Regions from separate parts of the Homo sapiens genome. Here region 1 is linked to region 2. Evidence: read pairs that join two places in POLR2A ChIA-PET (ENCODE). Cell type or tissue: PC-3. All regions are shown on one strand.

Evidence for each region. Peaks named below come from ENCODE experiments on the same cell type or tissue, not always from the same donor. Only the 100,000 strongest peaks of a DNase experiment are listed, where the experiment ranks them.
Region 1: POLR2A ChIA-PET joins it to region 2 with 7 read pairs; 1 of 35 experiments calls an interaction of 5 or more read pairs at or near these places.

The regions. Positions count from the first base shown.
Region 1 is chr10:70,828,436-70,836,435 of GRCh38, forward strand. The region is part of intron 2 of SGPL1 (sphingosine-1-phosphate lyase 1); the gene reads left to right. Among named protein-coding and RNA genes, the nearest start is that of SGPL1, 16 kb to the left of the region's middle. In PC-3, no CTCF peak of the experiment used is centred here; DNase peaks (open chromatin) are centred at 706, 1,946 and 4,946; H3K4me3 peaks cover 3,473 bases; H3K27ac peaks cover 5,774 bases.
Region 2 is chr10:70,189,076-70,197,075 of GRCh38, forward strand. No RefSeq gene overlaps it. Among named protein-coding and RNA genes, the nearest start is that of SAR1A, 23 kb to the left of the region's middle. In PC-3, no CTCF peak of the experiment used is centred here; DNase peaks (open chromatin) are centred at 3,006 and 5,576.

The sequences.
Region 1 (8,000 bases), 640 kb after region 2:
AGAAGCCTCGGCTTCCTAAAGTGCTGCGATTATGGGTGTGAGCCACTGTACCCAGCCTGTACAAGCAATTCTAAAATGTGAAATGCCCTTCCTTTTCTGTAATTTCCCCAGAGAGTAAAGCCTACTGCATTCTTGTTTATCTAGTCTGTAAATGTTAATACACAATTGATGGGAACAAAGCAACCTTAGTTCTTTTTGAGTATGAAAAGGACCCTGTTAAGGGCAGAATTTAAAATATTTGTAGTAGTTAATTCTCAGGTTAAAATCATAATCTTCTAGAATGCTTTAGATTCTAAGTGGCTATTGTAGTAACACTTTATACTCAATATTGGGGGACCATGTTTTTTGGAGGCTTTCACTGAAGCATTTAATTCCATTCTTTTGAATTCGTTTTGACAGATGGGTCTAAAAAGGAATAGATCAATTCTGTATTGAATTCCAGTCTTAATGGCACCGAGTCTTTGAGACAATTGAGGCAAATTGGAAATTCTGTTTTCACATTCTTCTGAAAGGGGATGCCTTTCAGAAGTGTCCTGAAGGGCGCTGGGGAGGGCAAATATGAGGATGCCAGGGTAAGTCTGCTCCCTGTCTGGCTGTGTTGGGCCAGAGTGGAAGAAAGCCTAAGACTCTGTTACCCAGCCCTTTCTGAAAATGTTTTCAAATGCTTTCCCAACAATCACGACCACAAGAGTCAACAGTCTGTTTGGATGACTGAAAACACACAGGTTTACGATCTGTAAAGATAGTAGGTAAGTGATTTAATCTTGTTGTATAGGTAGGCCAGAGGGCACTCGCAGCCTTCTGATTGATTTAATAGATTGTTGAAGATTAAGAGTTGACTTAACATCTCTCTTAGAAAACTGAGAAATAGCTCATTACTAAGGTGTGTTTTATTACCACCGTCTGTAAGAAAATACAACATAGGCATGGGAATCAAACTACTTAAAGCCTCTTCCAGCTCCTTTGTGACTGGGAAGGTTACTTTTCCTTGTTGCTTATTGAAGAGAAAAGGAAAATGTTTATCATTGGATAATTCAGGTTCACTGAATATTTAATGAGTGTTTATTATCTGCAGTCATTTTCTTATTACCTTATCTCATTTAATATTCACAACAACCCTGTGAGTGGACGATGGTATCTTTTTTTTTTCTCCTGAACGTTTTGTTGAATTATCCCAATGGCTTCTATTTTTGCAGATGAGCAGAGTCCAGTTGCATAGAGGTTTAGTGTTGTGCCACACATCACACAGCTTCTAAGTGAGAGCTAAAATTAGAGCCGAAGGTTTTGATTACCAGTCCAGACTTTCTAGGACACCACAGCTGCCTTTCTGTAGAACAGATTAACATGACTCTCAGAGTCCGCAAGAGTAGTGGTGAGGTGTCAGTTCAGGGGAATACTCAAAGGTCACTGTCCTTTTCAGATATCTGGGTAGTTGCTACAGTATGTGCTTAGGAATTGCTGGATAAAAAAATATTCTTTAAAATCTCATCATTTTAGTCGTTAATAATTTATTATTATAACTCGTAAAAATATACCTTTAGGCAAGTTATTCTTAGGTAGTTATGGTTGCTTTCATTTGGAGTCCAGAGCTTTACTCTCTATTTCTGGAGTTGCAATTTCTGCTGTCCTTGGCCCATTTAAAAACTTTTTCAGAAGGCCTTTTAAATTTTATTTTTTTATTAAAAGAAAGCCTGTGAATCCAAAGAATCTTAGGTGGTTTCTTAGCTGAAGGGACATTTGGTGAACACAAATGGAACTGTTAGGTCATGATGCTTTTTTAAGTGTACAACTCTGGTGTTTTGTATATTCACAGTTGTGCAGCCATCCCCACGATCAATTTTAGGACATTTTCCAAAGAAACCCAGTACTCAGCAGTCACTTCCTTATTTCCTTCTCACCGGTCCTCAGCAACTACCAGTCTACTTTGTGTAGATTTGCTTAGTCAGGACACTTCATATAAATACAATCATACAGTAAATATGTGGTCTTTCCTGATTGACTTCCTGATTAACCATTCGTTTAATGGTTTCAAGGTTCATCCATGTTGTAGCATGGATCAGAACTGCACTCCTTTTTATTGCAGTTACAGGGCTTTTCCTACAGAATTTTAAGTAATGGATATATCTAACAATGTCTCTTGTTCTCACCTACAGGAGACACAGGATCTTGGGCTTACTTTACTTATATAGGACCTTTTGTAATATCGAGGCTATTTCTATGCTTTATTGTAGAACAGAAGTTATTAACTGGGGAATATGGACCTTTATGACTGGCCTTTAGGATGTCCTGAATTCTTTGTAATTATATAAGATTTTATGTTCACAAGCATTTTCTGGGCGTCGGAGGAGTCTGGAACAGCAAAGATCTCTAGCTTTTGTTAAAAGATAATTTTCGAAAGTAATATCCTGACTCTTATACAGATATAAAATGAACATATGTTGAAGATTTTATTTTACTCCAAAAGAGGAAACCAGGCAGATGTTATAACTGGTTCAAAGGAGAGGTCCAAAAAGCTGCTCATTTATGGATCAGGAATATCAAATGAATGTGCAAATGGAGGCAAAACAACTCTCTGTCATAGGGGTAGGAAAGTCAGGTGAAACTTCACCTGACGGCAGAATTTGCATATTTAGGGATCTAGATTACTTTGCACTGCTATCAGTTATCTACAACTTTCAGAGCCGTAAACAGCCTCCTCATAATCAGAATCTGGTAACCCGGAGGGGCGTCCCAGATAATGCATAATTTTTCATTGGAAGCCGTAGGGAAAAACTCTCTCCTCTACTCTCACACCACAACAATCAACACCGAAGACTTCCGTGACCAAACGTGTGGGATTTTTTTCCCCACACTCCAAGAAGCAGACATCACTGGGTGTCGCCTAATTCAATTCTGACACTGTCTACCTGGAGATAGCATCAGATCTATGGGTTGAGGGCTCAGTCCCAACCCATACCTGTCTCCCCCAACCCCAACCTGTCACAAGTCTGGTCCTTCAAAATGTCTGACTGACTGTCTTCAAGGTGAGGTTCCCATGACCTCCTCTTGGATTGGATTAATTTGCTGGAACAGCTCACAGAACTCAGGGAAACATTTACTTAGGTTTACAGGTTTATTTTAAGGGATACTGCAAAGGTTACAAATGAAGAGATGCATGGGGCAAGGTATAGGGGAAGGGGTGTGGAGCCTCCATGCCTCCCTGGGTGCACCACCCTCCAGGAACCTCCATGTGTTCAGCTATCCAGAGGCTCTCTGAACCCTGTCCTTTTGGGTTTTTATGGAGGCTTAGTTACATAGGCATGATTGACAACCATGTAGAAATGTGACTGGACACAGGAGGCATGATCTCATACTAATAGACTGACCGGAAACCCAGCAAGGCCTGTCTGTTCAGGTTGTCGCTGGCCTTTCTGTGCAGCCTTCCTTCCTCCAGAATATGGGGCACAACCCTCCCAGGAATGAGGGTTTTTTGGCCCACAGTTGGACTAGAGTCTTGCTTTGAGGCAGGTAAAAGAGGACAGGAGAAGGTTGAGAGAGATTCTGTTTCCTGAGGCCCAAAGTGCCCCAGCATTATAATAGAAGACTATAACAAGGGCTATGGGGGTTATGAACCAGGAACCATGGATGCAAACCAATATATACGTATAACATCACAGAAGCACACTTTCCTGCTCACTTTCAATAGATACCACAAAGTTTGAAACTCTTCCAAGTATTAATTTTAAATTAAATTTACTCAGCTGCTTACTTCAGCTTTTAAAAGTAGGTTCTTGGTAATTTCGAAGATGCACTTTCCAAAGGGTGTTTATATAGTTGAAGGTCAGTCAGAGACCTAGGGATAGGTCCCTGCTTATTCTTTTGAGCAGGCTTACGTGTTGGAAATCTCTAGAGAAATAGCTTTAGTTAGGTTACACTTCTCAGCAAATATTCAGTATTCCTCATCTCTAATAGCAGCATGACTGTTGTAGGGAAGGAATTTCCACAAATGGTTATGAAAAGTCTAAGTGTCTTAACTCCCAGACAAAGATAGAGAATTCTGTTAGTAAGATAAGTATGGGACTGGAGAAGTCAGCTAACCTCTGCCCTTCCCCAATCGTGATATGCTCAGAGAAGTTAAGACTTCTTTCTGTGTGAGAAATACGGGATCTTTTCCACTAGATCTTGCTTATTATCCAAGAAATTATCATTTCTAGTTTTAGAGAATGATGAAACTCATTTGTGCTTTGAAATATAACCTGTATACATGTGCACAGTAAGTCATTTAGCTATTTATTGTCAGACTCTGAGAGTTCATAGCAAACTTAGCAACATTCCATGTGCAAATTTGCATATTTTTCCCCCCATATCTTACCTACTTGCCTTAGGCTGGGAGTCTATTTTCCTACAAAACTGGTAATTGCTCTTATCTCTGTGTCCTTCAGTGTGTTCCTCTGCTTATTGAATTCAGTTTTATGCATTTAGTCTTCTCTCCTAGTATAAGCTGCTCCTGATACTTTTAAATATGTATTTCAGAAGAGAGGTGCTCAGAATTGTTACTTAACAGAATCAGCATCTCCCTTTACTTGATGCCTTGTCCTGACCACAAGTACATTAATAAAGTGACCATTTAGCAGTGTTTCGGGTTCAGCTTTTAGGAACTTAGAAGCTGTGGTTTTCCATGAGTGCACTTCTGATGACTTGGGAACATTTCATATGTGTGTTCTTTCTGTGGCCAAGATGGTTTTGTTATTTCAGGGATGGAAAGATGCTTTGCCTGAATACTCCCATGCTAAGTGTATAGCAGTTGGTGCTTGGGGAATGGTACCAAGTGTACATATCTGGCAAGGCCAGGCTAGAAGGGAAAATGTAGACTCTTAAGCTTTTTGAGACGAACTTCTCAGATACTGGATCTCTTGACTCACATAGTGGAATTTTGGGGGAAGTATGTGGTTTGCTTTTTGTCTCCTAAGAAATGATGATTCAGTTTCCTCAAACGTTTCTCACAGTCACTACTGGTTGCTTGGAATGGCTGTCTGGTTTTGTTGCTCAGTTCTTACTTCTTTAATGACCCAAGAGGATTTTCCCTTTGGGGTTGTGATGTGTTTTTGATGATAAACTTTAATGCTTTTGGAGGCTATAAAGACAATAGTATTTTCTTACCTGTTTACCTTGCACTTTGAAGTTCTGTAGACTGTAATATGAAAGAAAATCAGATTAAATTAGCTTTGCTTTCTGGCTTTTCTTTTTTTGGTGGGGGGGCAGAAGCTGATAAGAATAAATATACTAACTGAGTCTCTTCTGTATTTTAACTTCACTCCCTAGGCTGAGGCTTAGTCCTTAGAGTAACATTTGAACTGGGTAGAACAGATTTTTCTTTTCCTCAACAGCCCATTCCTGCTGTAAAGCTCAGATTTATGGTCCTTCTGGAAAAAGTATTGAGCGTTGAATAGTTCAGGAAAACAAATAACAAATTCTGTCTTCTTTGCAGGATTGTGGGGTAGAAGATTTTGATTTTTATTAGTATCTGGCCAAAGAATAAATATTAGGCAGGAACAATGAATTGATATCTAGTAGAGTGACGTGACTGGGCCCTGACTTTTAACACTTCCCAGGAAAGCTTCGTGGATGTCTTTTCCCTGCTGCGTGAATACCGGGTAGCCATTAAGTTTGGTGATTGGGTGTCAGTAATATGTTAAGTCAGCTACTGGGTCATCTTTTAATAAAAGAAAAGGATGGGGAAGAGAATGGATTCTTAAGCAGTGTTGCCTGTCAGAATCACCGGAGGGAGGTTTACAAAATACACATTCTGTACTCTGACCCTGTGGGTGGGGTATTCTGACCCAAGAAGATGATTCGTTCCAGGAATCATGCTTCTTGGATGATATTGATGTACCCCCACTGGCTTTATGGAAAGAATATTGAAGAAGAAGATAGATTCTCTTGGGGGCTGTGCCTCTAGTTTGAAACCAGGGAAGGCACATTTTGGTATTAGTCTGTGGCCTCAGTTTCTTCATCACTGCAATGAGATTGGACTATAGGTGGTCTCTAAGGTTCCTTCAGACAGTAGCATTTTATGATTTTGAAGACAACTTTTCTGAAGTACTTTTCAAACTAATTTCTTTCCGTCTTTCTTTTGTAAGCAAATAAGTAGTATGAGTGTAAGTCTCTAGCTCAGAGAAGAATGAAGTTTGCAGTTCGAAAAGGCCATGCAATAGCAGTTCACTTCCCCAAAATGCTCAGCCCTTGTAGGATGCCGTTAGGTCATCTGGAAGTTCTGTATGCCTTCACTGGGAGCGTAGTGAAGATGAGAGCCTTTCCTTTGGCTCTTGGAGTAAACTAGCTGACAGGACTTTGAGAACTGTTGGTCTCCTGATTTGTGCCACTGATAGTTTGGCTCTGGAAAACTAGGCAGTGGAAAAAACAATGCATTTTAAACCAGAAGATTTGAGTCCTGGCTCCGCTATTTCCGAGCTTTGTGACCTGTAGGCCTCAATGTCTTCATCTGTGAAGGACAGGTTCAGCTCTGATGGCCTATGATGTGATGAACCTTGTGAACTTGTAGGCAGAGTGCCACGGTGTGCAGAGTCCAGTTACAGATAACCAGCCATTCTCCTCTGCAGATTCAACCCACTGCCACTGTGTCTTGTTAAGCTTAAATAGGAGAGATGTGGGAGAGAGGAGGCAGAAACATCCTAGGATCTTGCAAAACAAAACTGTCAAAAGTATAGGCAATATCATAATTACTTTATTTGAATAAACGTTGAGTTCCTGCTGTGTTGAAGATGCTGTTTTAGGCAGTGTAGGAGATAGAAGACTTATATCCTCCTCCTAATTTGTATTCTTATCAGCACCTGGTACCATAGAGAGTTCATATATTAAAATTATTTGGTTGTTCTCCCTAACCAGAGTTGAATTCTTTCCTTCTAGGACAAATTAACTCATAATGCAATAGGCTAATGCAGTTTGGCCCTGAGTGACTCTTGAGAAATACCCTGAGTTGAGGCACACTGGAAACGTGGCACATTAGAAATGCCAAGAAGAGGCCGGGTGCGGTGGCTCATGCCTGTAATCCCAGCTCTTTGGGAGGCCGAGGCGGGTGGATCACGAGGCAGGAGATCGAGACCATCCTGGCTAACACGGTGAAACCCTGTCTCTACTAAAAATACAAAAAATTAGCTGGGAGTGGTGGCGGGTGCCTGTAGTCCCAGCTACTTGGGAGGCTGAGGCAGGAGAATGGCTTGAACCCGGGAGGTGGAGTTTGCAGTGAACCAAGATTGCACCACTGCACTCCAGCCTGGGTGACAGAGCAAGACTCCGTCTCAAAAAAAAAAAAAAAAAAGAAATGCCAAGAAGACATTGTACAGGAGAATGAAGGGAAACTTTCTGTAGGGAAGTAGCTTTCCCAGAAACTTGACTCTATAATGAAGCTATAGAGATCAGTAAAATCATTAGGGCATTACTGTTTTGAACATTTCCTTGAGTGAATAACAGACTTACACTCAGGGCCCTAGGTCTCTGTTGTGGCCCAGCAAGCTGCATTCAGACAAGGAGGCAGTTTGAGAGGTACGAGTTGTTATGGAAGCCTGAGAAAACTGGTTTGTGTGCACTTCAGTTTTGACCATACAACCTTCACTCACTTAGCACTGTGCAGTAATCCACTGAGCAAAATTGCCACATTTTCCTTGGCAGGGAATCTGTGTGCCTGTGGCAGTTCAGAAATTATTTGTAGAGTGGGTCAGCCTGTCAGCAGGAATGTTTTTCTTTGATCTTCAGCCTGTTTTTCTTTAATGTGAGCAGAACAGTAAAGAGAGAATACATTGGAATATCTTGTTGGTTCCCCTGTTTGGCTTTACCTACAGCTCTTTGGTTTTCTTCTTTTAGGTCATACTTTCCCAATTAGTATGTAGGTATTTATGATGTTTTGAAGCCCAGAGCGATGGTTCCAATATCTTGTGGAATTCAGCTCTGAGTGTGAAGTCCTGACTTTGCCTCTTTCTATCAGTTTGACTGAGCAAGTCACT
Region 2 (8,000 bases):
TATCAGTTTCCCAATCACCCACCTTGTCCAGTTCAGTGGTAGAGAGGGTTTTTTTTCCCCCACTGCATCCTGCCCCACTGGACTATATCAAAATCGTGGGGATGTGACATCTTCCACATTAAAACATATGCACAAGGTGGGAGCCCACTACCTTGTTATCCAGAATAAGGAAACCGAGTCCCAGAGAAGTGAAAAGACCTGCCTGATGTCACAAAGGAGCCAGGGCCAGCATGTAGATCTTAGGACTTCCAGCACAGAGTTCTTCCCCAGAGTGTTCTCAACTTTAACTCCAGGAGTCTAGTGGCACAGTCATGACATGGAAGCCACCAATAGCAACTTGCCCTGAAATAGCACATTTTTCCTTCAAAATTCATGGAAAACTGGCATTTAAAATTGTAGCCTATGGCCAGGCACAGTGGCTCACGCCTGTAATCCCAGCATTTTAGAAGGCCAAGGCAGGTGGATCACCTGAGGTCAGGAGTTGGAGACCAGCCTGGCCAGCATAGTGAAACCCCATCTCTACCAAAAATACAAAAAGGTAGCCAGGCATGGTGGCAGGCACCTGTAGTCCCAGCTACTTGGGAGGCTGAGGCAGGAGAATTGCTTGAACTTGGGAGGCAGAGGTTGCAGTGAGTGGAGATCATGCCACTGCACTCCAGCCTGGGCAACAGAGCGAGACTCCATCTGAAAAAAATATTTTTTAATTTTTTTAAATAATAAAATTGTAGCCTATGAAGAACCTTGTCATTATTCACTCCCCAGTAAAATGGAAGCCCCAGGGCTTTGCATGGTGTCTACCCTGTGGCTTCAGTCTCCTTTGGCACACACTCTGTGTCCCTGTGGGGTGTAGAAATCCCAGTGTGGAAAGCCATGCACAGTGCCACGTGAAATGCCCACGCAGAACCTCTCTGTGGAATCAGGCAGTCACTAGGCTGCTGACTTTGTCACCTTGAGGAGCACAAAAAGGCAGTCCTGTTTGAAAAGCCATTCGAGAAGCAATCAGAAGGTTATTAACAGAGTTCCTGCTATGGGCAGTGCGGGACGTCAGGGGCATAAACATGACTGTGACATGGCCCCTGCTTGTGAGGAGCTGGCAGACTAGTCAGGGATATAAGTTCTGAAGTCACGATCCACTTTCATGAGGAGAGACAGAGAAGCAAGGAAATAGACTTGAATGTGCAGGAACGGGGCACAGCACCTCTGCCTGTCTCAACAGGGAAGGACAGGAGGACAGGCCCTAGGAAGAGGGCTCCGGTGCGTGGGGGCAGTGACAAGGAGCCACATGTCACATTTGAACATCCGCACTACGGTGACAAGTCTGCTTTAAGCCAGAGGAATGTTGGAGCTGGAACAGGCCTTCCAGAGTACTTGGGTCAACCTCTTCTTTTGCAGGTGTGGAACTCATGTGCTGAAGGTGATCCAGCTATTAAACCAGCATCACATGGCTTGCTGGGTGAACAACACAAAGAAGAAGAAGACTAACTCATCTCTGTGCAAGTGCCATGGGGCTAGGATCTGCATTTCCAGCCCCTAGCCTTGTGACAGACCCAAATAAGGAGCTCAGAGACCTCGGGTCACCACGCAACCTTCCCGGAGCCAAGTTCATCATAGTAACACTCAGCTCAGGGTTGCTAAGTGAATTCGACAGGTCCAAGTGGGTAAAGCCTATAGCACAGGGCCTGCATTTAGGAAGTGCTCATAATTGGGAGCTATTATTGTTGTTGCTTTTGCTGTGAGTAGATGTTTGCTGGATGATCTCACACTGATTATATTAAACCCCACTGAGAAATCTTTTGCTGATCTCTGGCATTTATTACAAGAGCAGCGGTTTCAAACATCAGAGTCCTGGTTGAAAAGTGGATTTTAGGCTGGGTGCAGTGGCTCATGCCTGTAATCCCAGAACTTTGGGAGCCTGAGGCGGGAGGATCACTTAAGGTCAGTAGTTTAAGACCAGCCTGGCCAACATGGTGAAACCCCATCTCTACTAAAAATACAAAAAATTAGCCAGGCGTGGTGGCGTGCGCATGTAGGCTCAGCTACTTGGGAGCCTGAGGTGGGAGAATCACTTGAACCTGGGAGGTGGAGGTTGCAGTGAGCTGATATCATGCCATTGCACTCCAGCCTGGGCGACAGAGTGAGATTGTCTAAAAAAAAAAGTGGATTTTAGGGCCCAGCACCTCCCAATTCTGATTCATTCGGCTTTTTTTTTTTTTTTAAACAGATAGCTCTGGTAGTTCAGGGACCACTTGGAGAAAGTCTGCCTTAGAGAGCTGGCAGCATTTATATCACTGGGTGTGCTGAACACCATTCATCAGTGTTCTCCTCCTACTTCATTGATTTTTTTTTTTAATAAAATAAGGCATACTGCATATGCTTTTAGAAAAATAATTCCAAGAGTACAGAAGCTTTTAAAGAAGAAGGAAACTCTCTGACCTTATCTATTCCTTGCTTACTCCACAGTTCCACTCCCCAGAGGTAATCATTGTTACTGTGGTTTTAGATTTCTTAACTGTGGTTTGGATTTGGATTTTCATTGTCTATGCTTATAGAAGCATATCTATTGATATACGTCTTTCCTCCAAATGCTCCCTTTGTAAAAAACACAAATAGGATCATATGATAGAGCAGGGATTGGAAAATGTTTTCTGTAAACAGACAAACAGTAAATACTTTTGGCTTTTGGGGCCATATGGTCACTGTCCTAACTACTGAACACTCCACTGTAGACGGAAGGCAGCCACAGACAATTTGCAAATGAAAAGATGTTGGCTATGTTCCAATAAAATTTTATTTACAAAACAGGCAGCAGGCTGGATTTGGCCCACAAGTCATAGTTTACCACTATAGAGTACTACAATTTTCTCTCCTCACTTATATATTTTGAACATCTTTTCCATATCAGTCCATGCAGTGATTTCACTCTTTAAGTGCTGTGGGTATGAGTAACAGATTCAGCCATTCCTCTGTGGGGCAGTTAAGTACTTTTCCAGATTTTGCTATTGCAAACAAAGCTGCTGTATACTATGTGTTTGGTTGACTGTTCTGCAGAATGAATTCCTAGAATTGCTGAGTCAAAGATTAAGTATGAATTTAAATTTTTGATAGATATTGCCAAATTGCTCTCAGACTTCAAGTTCAGATTGCCACATAACCTTGTGATTCTCATTGCTTAACCTTATTCCTGGCAAGTATTTCCTTAATTTAAAGGTTTTGTAATAATCAGGGAAAGATCTCAAAGATCGACAGAGGTAGCAATGAACTATATAGCAATTGATTCAAATTTATAACTCATAAAAACTTTTCCACCATGGCAATTTGCACAACATTCTTATTAATGCAAAAGTAAATTCCTTTCTGCCTTGAGACTCCCAGGAAGCAGTAGGAGCAGCTTTTTCTAAATGTAAAGAACGTCATGTGCAAAAGCACAAGTTAGGCCCTTGTAGAGCAAATATGCTTATCAGATTGAAAATAATTGCCATCAGAGCAGTAGCACGTGTAGGCCTGGGCTCAGTGGTGAGTGATTTGGGTTCTCATTCAGACCCTTTAAATAACCAGGCCAAGGCATCAAGTTTCCTTACCTGGGAAAAAAAAATGCATTGATCACACTAAGAGTTGCTGAGATCACAACTATAAACAACCAGGCTTCACCGAACGCCCACTATGACATGGACAGTGGGCAAGCTCCTTCACATATGTTCCTGCCAATCCTGTGACGCAGATGGGAAAACTAAAGCCCAGACATGTTAAGTACCCACTAATAATGATTGTGAAAGCAGACAAATAACATAAAGCTAGTAGGAAAATCCCTGGTCTCAAGGTCAGATGACCTGGGTCTAAGTCCTGCTTCAGCCACTTACTGACTTTGGATAAATTTAAGTGACTTTGGCTAAATTACTTAGGTTCTCTGCATCTTTTTCTTATAAAAAAAAAAAAAAAGAGGCTGGGTGTGGTAGCTCACATCTGTAAACCCTGTAAACCCAGCACTTCGAGAGGCTGAGCTGGGAAGATCACTTGAGTCCAGGAGTCTGAGGTTTGAGACCAGCCTGGGCAATATAGTAAGACCCCATCTCTACAAAACAATTTAAAATTTAGCCAGGCATGGTGGCACATGCCTGTAGTCCTAGCTATTCAGGAGGCTGAGGTGGGAGGATCGCTTGAGCCCAGGAGTTCAAGGCTGCAATGAGCTATGATTATACCACTGCACTCCAGCCTGGGCAACAGAGCAAAACCCTAACTAATAAATAAATAAGAAGAGCTTATTTCTCTCTGTGTTAAATGAGGTGTGTCAAAATACCTGGCACTCTCACAGTTATTTCCTTTACTCCATGGTAAGACTGGACTTCCTTACCACCTTGAGGTCAGGCATGGTCATTCGGCTTGCTCTAGCCAGTGAAATGTCTGTGATGTGCGTCACTTCTGGGCAGAAGCACCTAATCACCAGTGCAAGGCTCCACCACTTTCTTCCTCCGAGAGGCTGATCGACATGAGAAAGCACGTGTTAACACGGAGGCGTGATGCTAAGCTATCATAGGGGAACAGCTGCCCACAAGCAGAGCCTACTTTATGTGAGTGAGGAATCAACTTTTGTTTCCTTAAGCCATTGAGATTTGGGGGGATTGCTGTGCATAACCAAGCCCATCCTACTGTCAGGGTGACCTCATCTGTCTTGCTCAACACTATATCCCCAGTGTCTAAAACAGTGCCTGGCAAACTCAAATCTCAAGAAGTGTTCCTAAGAGGGCTGTTCCAGGAATTAAGATTTCTTTTGGCTTTAGTACCCAGATGACTTTTATCTAGCATGGATGATGAAAAAGAGAACTTTCCAAACACCCAAAGCTTCTCTTTGAGAGTTACGTGTTGTGTCCCACAAAAATTCATATTGAAGTCCTAATCCCCAGCACCTCAGAATGTGAGGTGTTTGTGACCCTCTTTTTTTTTTTTTTGAAACGGAGTCTCGCTGTTGTCACCCAGGCTGGAGTGCAATGGCGATATCTCAGCTCACTGCAAACTCCACCTCCCAGGTGCAAGCGATTCTCTTGCCTCAGTCTCCCGAGTAGCTGGGATTACGGGCGCCAGCCACATGCCCGGCTAATCTTTTTGTATTTTTAGTAGAAACAGGGTTTCACCATGTTGGTCAGGGTGGTCTCGAACTCCTGACCTCAGGTGATCTGCCCGTCTCAGCCTCCCAAAGTGCTGGGATGACAGGCATGAACCACCGCACCCAGCCTATGACCCTCTTTTGGAAAACGAATTTCTTGTCTTTAAGGATGCTGAATATAGGTCCCCAATCTCTTCTGCCTTGTAGGGTTTCTGCTGAAAAGTTCAGTTAGCCTGTTGAGGTTCCCTTTGTAGGCAACCTTCCCCTTCTCTCTAGCTGCCTTTAATATTTTTTCTTTCATGTCAACCTTGGAGAATCTGAGAACTTGGAGAATCTGAGGACTATGTGTTTTGGGGATGGTCTTGTATAGTATCTCACAAGGATTCTTTGCATTTCCTGAGTTTGAATGTTGGCCTCTCTAGGGAGGTTGGGGAAATTTTTGTAGACGATATCCTCAAATGTTTTCCAAGTTGCTTCCTTTCTCACCCTCTCTTTCAGGGATGCCAATGAGTCATAGATTTGGTCTCTTTACAAAATCTCATATTTCTCAGAGGTTGTGTTCATTCCTTTTTTTTTTTTTTTTTTTTTTTTTTTGAGATGGAGTCTCGCTCTGTTGCCCAGGCTGGAGTGCAGTGGTGTGATCTCGGCTCACTGCAACCTCCGCCTCCCGGGTTCAAGCAATTCTCCTGCTTCAGCCTCCTGAGTAGCTGGGACTACAGGCGCACACCACCACATCCAGCTAATTTTTGTATTTTTAGTAGAGATGGGGTTTCACCATGTTGGCCAGGATGGTCTTGATCTCTTGACCTCGTGATCTGCCCACCTCAGCCTCCCAAAGTGCTGGGATTACAGGTGTGAGCCACCGTGCCCCGCTGTTCATTCGTTTTTATTTTTTTCATTTTTGTCTGACTGAGTGAATTTGGAGAACCAGTCTTCAGGCTCTGAGATTCTTTCCTCAGCTTGGTCTATTCTGCTATTAATACTTGCAATTGTATTATGAAATTTTTTAAAAAAATCTTTATTTCCATAGGTTATTGGGGAAAAGGTGGTGTTTGGTTACATGAATAAGTTCTTAAGTGGTGATTTGTGAGATTTTGGTGCACCCATTGCCCGAGCAGTGTACACTGCACCCAATTTGTTGTCTTTTATCCCTCAACCCCCTCCCACTCTTTACTCCCTGAGTTCCCAAAGCCTGTTGTGTCATTCTTATGCTTTTGCATCCTCATAGCTTAGCTCCCACTTACGAGTGAGAACATACAATGTTTGGTTTGGAAAACAAATTTCTTACTCCAACAAAAATAAATCACTTATATACTACACATTACAATGACTGAGGCATTGTTTAAAAATAGAAGCACTTATAAAAGGAATAAGAATGTGACCCTTGTTTGGAAACAGTGTCATTGCAGATGTAATTAGTTAAGATAAGCTCACACCTGTAATCCCAGCACTTTGGGAGGCCGAGGTGGGTGGATCACCTGAGCCCAGGAGTTCAAGACCAGCCTGGCCAATATGATGAAACCCCGTATCTACTAAAAATTAAAAAATTAGCAGGGCATGGTGGTGGGTGCCTGTAATCCCAGCTACTTGGGAGGCTGAGACAGGAGAATCGCTTGAATCCGGGAGGCGGAGGTTGCAGTGAGCCGAGCTTGCACCACTGCACACCAGCCTGGGCCACAGAGTAAGACGCTGTCTCAAAAAATAAATAAATAAATAAAATTTTAAAAATAAAATATAATAAAATAGATAAGGTCATGCTGGAATAGGATGGACCCCTAATCCAGTATTTCTGGTGTCCTTATAAAAAAGGGAAATTTAGACACAAACAGGCACACAGTGAAATACCATGTGAAGACTGGAGTTCTGCTGCCACAATCCAGGAACCACCAGAAGGTACGAGAGGCCTGGAACAGACCCTTCCCCAGTCCCTTCAGAGGGAATACGGCCCTGTCAGCACCTTGCTCTCTGACTTCTAGCCTTCAGAACTATGAGACAATACATTTCTGTTGTTTAATGCATTGTTTGCCACTTTGTTATGGCAGCACTAGCAAACAAATACACAAGTATTATACATTTCCTTGCTTTTAACAGAGGAGTGACAGCTTTCTGCAGAGGATCTTGCACAGAACTATTGCTAATATTTCCTCCTGTACTATTCCATCCTCTTTCCTTTTCATAATATGGGTAATTCCTATCTAGGAGGCCAATACATGTGAGGTCTCTCACACTGTATAATCGTCATTAGAAAACTGACTTCTTACCCCTACAAAATTGAATCATTTTATAAATCACATATTACAATGACTGAGACATCATTTAAAAATAGAAGCACTTACAAAAGGAATAAGAAAAACATTATTTAAATCCAGGCCAGGCATGGTGGCTCATGCCTGTAATCCCAGCGCTTTGGGAGGCCAAGGCTGGCAGATCACTCAAGGTCAGGAGTTCGAGACCAGCCTGGCCAACATGGTGAAACCCCATCTATACTAAAAATGCAAAAATTAGCCGGGCGTGGTGGCAGGCACCTGTAATCCCAGCTACTCAGGAAGCTGAGGCAGGAGAATTGCTTGAACCTGGGAGGCAGAGGTTGCAGTGAGCCAAGATTGTAACACTGCACTCCAGCCTGGGTGACAGAATGAAACTCCATCTCAAAAAAAAAAAAAAAAAAAAAAAATCCAAATGTGGCGTGGGCGCGGTGGCTCACACAGTTTGGGAGGCTTAGGCAGGCAGATGGCTTAAGGCTAGGAGTTCAAGACCAGCCTGGGCCACATGGTGAAACCCCACTTCTATGCAAAATAGCTGGGGGTGGTGGCACGTGTCTGTAGTCCCAGCTTTTCAGGAGGCTGAAGCAGGAGAATTGATTGAGCTGAGGAGGTTGAGGCTGCAGTGAGCTGCAGTCATG